Linked DNA regions of Homo sapiens: region 2 is linked to region 1. Evidence: chromatin loops called from intact Hi-C (ENCODE). Cell type or tissue: heart left ventricle. All regions are shown on one strand. Links, peaks and the distances in the headings refer to the core of each region. The heading gives the core; the rest is flanking DNA.

Evidence for each region. A loop is a pair of places that touch in the nucleus more often than their neighbours do. Peaks named below come from ENCODE experiments on the same cell type or tissue, not always from the same donor. Only the 100,000 strongest peaks of a DNase experiment are listed, where the experiment ranks them.
Region 2: a loop joins it to region 1, with 2.3 times the contacts of the local background. A loop is called at or near these places in 3 of 110 quality-filtered maps.

Annotation. Positions count from the first base shown.
Region 1 is chr22:33,781,153-33,783,966 of GRCh38, forward strand. All of the region lies in intron 1 of LARGE1 (LARGE xylosyl- and glucuronyltransferase 1), which reads right to left. Among named protein-coding and RNA genes, the nearest start is that of LARGE-AS1, 58 kb to the left of the region's middle. RefSeq lists an enhancer at 1,536-2,036. In heart left ventricle, for the core only: no CTCF peak of the experiment used is centred there; no DNase peak of the experiment used is centred there; H3K27ac peaks cover 1,726 bases.
Region 2 is chr22:33,872,232-33,875,045 of GRCh38, forward strand. All of the region lies in intron 1 of LARGE1 (LARGE xylosyl- and glucuronyltransferase 1), which reads right to left. Among named protein-coding and RNA genes, the nearest start is that of LARGE1, 47 kb to the right of the region's middle. In heart left ventricle, for the core only: no CTCF peak of the experiment used is centred there; a DNase peak (open chromatin) is centred at 1,122; H3K4me3 peaks cover 429 bases; H3K27ac peaks cover 1,811 bases.

The sequences.
Region 1 (2,814 bases), core at 107-2,606:
CAGGGTACGGTAAATTGCTCTTCTCACAGGATTTGTTTTTCCAAATCTATAATTTCACACTGACGGCCAGGTGCTGTGGCTCACACCTGTAATCCCAGCACTTTGGGAGGCCAAGATGGGTAGATCACCTGAGGTCAGGAGTTCAAGACCAGCCTGGCCAACATGAGGTGAAACCCCATCTCTACTAAAAATACAAAAATTAGCCAGGCATGGTGGTGGGTGCCTGTAATCCCAGCTACTCGGGAGGCTGAGGCAGGAGAATCACCTGAACCTGGGAGGTGGAGGTTGCAGTGAGCCAAGATTGCACCACTGCATTCCAGCCTGGGCAACAGAACGAGACTCTGCCTTAAAAAAAAATTCACACTGACGTGTTCCAGAAACTAGTGAAAGCAAAGAGGAAAGAATGCAGACAGCAGAAGCCCCATCCAAAGACCAAGGCAGCTTCCAGCTGTGATCACTTAGGACAATTCACTGAACAAGTTCCATATGAGCAAATGTCAACTGGTCTACCCCAGGGTGACCCATCACTCACCTAGCAAATAATACTTATCTAGCACTTAGTATGTGCCAAACCCCGTGCTAAGTAATTTACGTAAGTGACCGCATTAGTCCATAAATTCCACTGCTTTATGCACACACACAAATAGATATACATAAGATATTTATTTCTATATTTAAATAGTACACTGATAAAAATAGAAAGCAATGCCAGCTCCGTGGATAACAGAAAGCAGCAAGAGACTGAAAGAACCAGCACATGGTAAAAGAAAATCAATGTGTGTGTGTGTATATACATATATATATATACACACACACAGACTCAAGATCACTGAATTTAAGCCTGAAAGAGAGCTTGGGGAGGAGGTAGTTCTCTAATACAATGTAAATTATCTGCATGGGGAAAATGAGGCTCAGACAAAGAATTGGCATATCCAAAGTTAGCCAGAGGGCAAAGGATAGAATTAAGTCTGGAGTCCGAGTTCTTCTTTTTGGGTTCTGCTGTTTGTTTTATCCTCCTCCTCCTCAAATCAACTATTTTTAAAAATGTTTAAAGCACTAAAATATGGCAAGGTTCATGACTGAGACGCATTTAAGACGGGAGGGAGAGTAGCCCCTATCCTTTATGTCTCTCCCAGTCCAAATCCACAGAGACAGAACATGGTTATCAGGAGCTAGAATAAGAGGAGAGTGGCAGTGACTGATAATGCATATGGGGTTTCTTTTGGGAGTGAGGAAAATGTTCTGGAATTCGTTGTGACAATCACACAACCTTGTGAAAATACTAAAAACCACTAAATTGTACATTATATGAATTGTACATTTTAAACACACATTTAAATGTGTTGTTGTTTTACATCAGTGACACGAGAACAATGAAGAGTCAGGGCTTCATCACATAGATTAGCTACTACCAAAATAAAGAATCAAATTGGGCTGGGCGCGGTGGCTCATGCATGCAATCCCAGCACTTTGGGAGGCCGAGGCGGGCGCATCACGAGGTCAGGAGATCAAGACCATCCTGGCCAACATGGTGAAACCCCGTCTCTACTAAAAATACAAAAATTAGCTGGGCGTGGTGGTGCGTGCCTGTAATCCCAGCTACTCGGGAGGCTGAGGCAGAAGAATCACTTGAACCCGGGAGGTGGAGGTTGCAGTGAGCCAACATCACGCCACTGCACTCCAGCCTGGCAACAGAGTGAGACTCTGTCTCCAAAAAAACAAAATCAAGTTTAAAAAAAAAAAAAAAGAGAGAGAGAGAGGGAGTGTTCCACTTCCACTCATCACACCCTTATTTTTCCTGAGAAATTTCCAGACCGTAGCGTGTCAGGCCATACACTACAGTGCTTCGGCCTGATTTAATTGGCATTGTAATGCTGTGACACAAATGCTATGGTACTCAATTTACAGACGAAAAGACTAAGTATCCAAAAGGTCAGGAGATTCCCTCAAGATCATATAAAGGGCCAAAAGCTTGTTTTCTAGGTCTCCTATCACAGCACTTAGCAAAACACGTTAATCCACTGGATCTGTTTCTCTCTCATCAGAGTGATGAGAGTCTCTTTGAGCACTATGTTTCTTCAGAAAAAAAAAAAATTTGCAAGAGCAGTTTGAGATTATAGCCAAATCATGGGAAAAGGGACTAGAAGGCTGAGATATTTAAAAATTTGTTTGGGAGGCTGAGGCGGTGGATCACCTGAGGTCAGGAGTTCGAGAACAGCCTGGCCAACATGGCAAAACCCCATCTCTACTAAAAATGCAAAAATTAGCTGGGCATGGTGGCGGGTGCCTGTAATCCCAGCTACTTGGGAGGCTGTGGCAGGAGAATCGCTTGAACCTGGGAGGCGGAGGTTGCAGTGAGCTGAGATCATGCCATTTCACTCCAGCCTGGGCAACAGAGCGAAACTCCATCTCAAAAAACACAAATTTGTATGGAGAGTTATCATGAAAGGAAGAAGAGGTGTCTACTAAAAGTACTCTCCAGACAGAAGAGCAGTGTTTTGTTGTTATTGTTGTTGTTGTTGATTTAATCAAACAAGTATCCATTGTGGCCTACTACATATGAGAAATTGCTTGCAACCCAGCCAAGGATATGGTCGCAGGATAAGAGAATGGCAGTGCTGGTGCCACTGCATGATTCTGACAATCACTGCTGCAGAACGGGCTCTAACTTCCCTGGTGGTTATTGACCACCAGGCTCTACTGGAAGTAGTGGAAGTAGTGGGCGGTAGAGGGAGATTAGAGTGGTCTTTCCTCAATGGGCTCTAAAAAGGACCTATGTGTTTAAAAGGAGCTTCCAAGTTGGTAAGGCCAATC
Region 2 (2,814 bases), core at 21-2,520, 91 kb after region 1:
TGCCTTCATTATTTGCACTGTGAAATGGGCACGCCAGCATCCACTTCACAGAGTCATTCTCAGGTTGAGTGTACCAGAAGTGCTGAGAACCTTCCATGGCACAGAGCAGACACGCAGTAAATGCTATCTATTATTATTATTATTATTATTATTATTATTATTATTATTACTAGCACGATCTTTGCCATTAAAGAATTTAACACGGCTCCTAAGAAAATACACAGCAGCTGCTATCCATCGTCATCACCAGTGTCATCATCGCCATCCCCATCATCACCACCAACACCGCCACCCCCCCAGCGACACACTAGCTGTGGACACATCCTTTACGCCCTTGAACCTGAGTTTCTACAGCTATGAAGCAAGTCCCATGGAATTTACAGACCAAACGCTAAGTGTAGGGCTCCCTGGGAGCTGGTCTTATGGAGCACACTGGCAGGAAGAGCCAGAAACTGAGTGAATTTGGAGCACGGAAAAGAGCCATGGCCAGGCGCGGTGGCTCATGCCTGTAATCCCAGCACTTTGGGAGGCTGAGGCGGGTGGATGACCTGAGGTCAGGAGTTCGAGACCAGCCTGGCCAACATGGCAAAACCCTGTCTCTACTGAAAACACAAAAAAATAAGCTGGGTGTGGTGGCAGACACCTGTAATCCCAGCTACTCGGGAGGCTGAGGCAGGAGAATTGCCTGAACCCATGAGGTGGAGGTTACAGTGAACCGAGATTGCACCACTGCACTCCAGCTTGGGTGCCAAGAGCAAAATTCTGTCTCAAAAAAAAAAATAAATAAAGCCATGGAAGTGAACTAGCTGGGAAAACACACAAGCAAGCCTCTTACATTAAAATCGGATCCTTTTACCAGAAAGCATGCCCACTCACCTCTGCCCAAACCATCCCCAGCAAAAGGGAGGCCCGGGAGGAGGGTGCAGATTTGGCCAGATGATCTGGAGCTGGGGGAATCCGGCCCCGATAGAGCACACCACCTCATTCCTGGGTGGCCTGACTTTGTATTTGGGTTTATTATCTCTGCCCTGCCCACACCCTTGGGATCAGGCCTATTTCTTTTTTTAACTCCCCTGGCACGAGCAGCGCACGACAAAGGCACGCCTCGATTAGCTGGAGTGTTCCTGGCCTAATGAGACATGCTGTGGAGTTATTTGTCTAGTCTGTTCTGAATGGTGTCAGATGGAGCACTTCCTGCCCCCGGCTGAAAGCCCTGAAGGCCGTGTCGCTCCTGGGGCCTTCCGGGAAGCTGAGATGCAGGCAGGCAACACAGGACGAGTGGAAGCATGGAGCAGGTGGCACTCAGCGTGCTCGTCTGCCTGGGGTCCAGCCTCTTCACCCACCCAGGAAGATAGCATGTCACAACCATAGAACCTGGGAAACAGCCACTGACCAGGGTCCAACAACGTGCCTCTGTTTACCCATCCAAAACACCCCATCACCAATTCTGGCACTAAAACTTGTATGATCCTTTCTCAGATTCATATGCCATTCTTTACCCTCCCACTGTCTGCTACCTCACATCCTTCCTCCTCCTCCTCCTTTCCACCAGGCCTAGGATCTGCCTCCCACTTGGGTCCTGCCCTGCCCTCCTCACTCCATGTCACAAGAAGCCAAGTACAAGTCACTGGTTTCACCTTCCTCCACCTCTTCTTCCTCCTCCCCCACTGAGGCTGCATCCCTTCTCCTCTCACCTCCCAACCCTGATATTTCTTCCTTCCACCCCACCCGGCTGTATTCTCTCTCCCTCTCTCTCCCCCTCCTCCGTCTCTCTTCCCCTCCCTCCCTCCTCCTTTATTCTTCTCCTCCTGTCCTCTATTCTCCTGCCTCTGCTCAGGGAACTTAAATAAGAAAATGGTACATTATTTCCACAGGCCGCTTTTTGCATCCTACCTCTGTCCAACGCAAAACCTCTTCTTTCCTGGCTAACTCGGTCCTTTGTGACAGCCTGACTGAATCCGGGGACAGGACCTAAGACATGCTGAGGTTAGAGGGATACAGCAGGCCAGGACCACAGGCACGCCTCACCTCAAGGAAACCCTGTGCAGACAAAGGGTAGAAAGCTGGTCTTCAGGTTTTCACTCCTCTAAGAGGCTACTGCAACTGTCCTCACTCCCCAGGACACCTCCTCTTCCAGGAGCACATCAGCCGCCGCTTTGATCTGACCTCACAACTTTTTCACAAAGGTCTCAGGGCGTGACCCAAACAGAAAGGCAATGTAACACGTGGCAGCTGAAACGGAGCAATTTGCTCAACGAACTGCAGCTATGTTTATTATTTTAAATGGATTATAAAATAGAGTATTTGTCCTGCTTTTACTGGAAATGTTAGAGTTTGAGGGTATCTTTTTTGAAATATATTTCATTTTTAGGTAATAAATCTTGGGCAAGACACTATTTCCACCCAACGATCACTGGAAAGTGTGGAGTCAGGTCCCCCTGGGTTCAAATTCCACCTTGGTACTTAACTGTCTTTGAAAGTTCAGGCCAGTAACTTAGCCTGTCTGTGCCTCGGTTTCCTTGTCTGTTAAACATGGAATAATAAAGTTCCCACCATAGAAAAGTAGTCAGAGGACTGTAACTGACTCTGCCAACATTATATACATGTGTATGGAGCCACTGACATGTCAGATGCTATTCCAAGTGCTTTACATGGATTAATAATTCACACAGCTCTAAAAGGTAGGGACTGTTGTGATCCCCATTTTACAGAAGGTCAGCGAAGTTGAAAAACGTCCAAGATGACATGACTAAGCAGAGGATACAGGATTCACCCCAGGCAGTCTAGCTCCAGAGATACACCACTCCATCTATG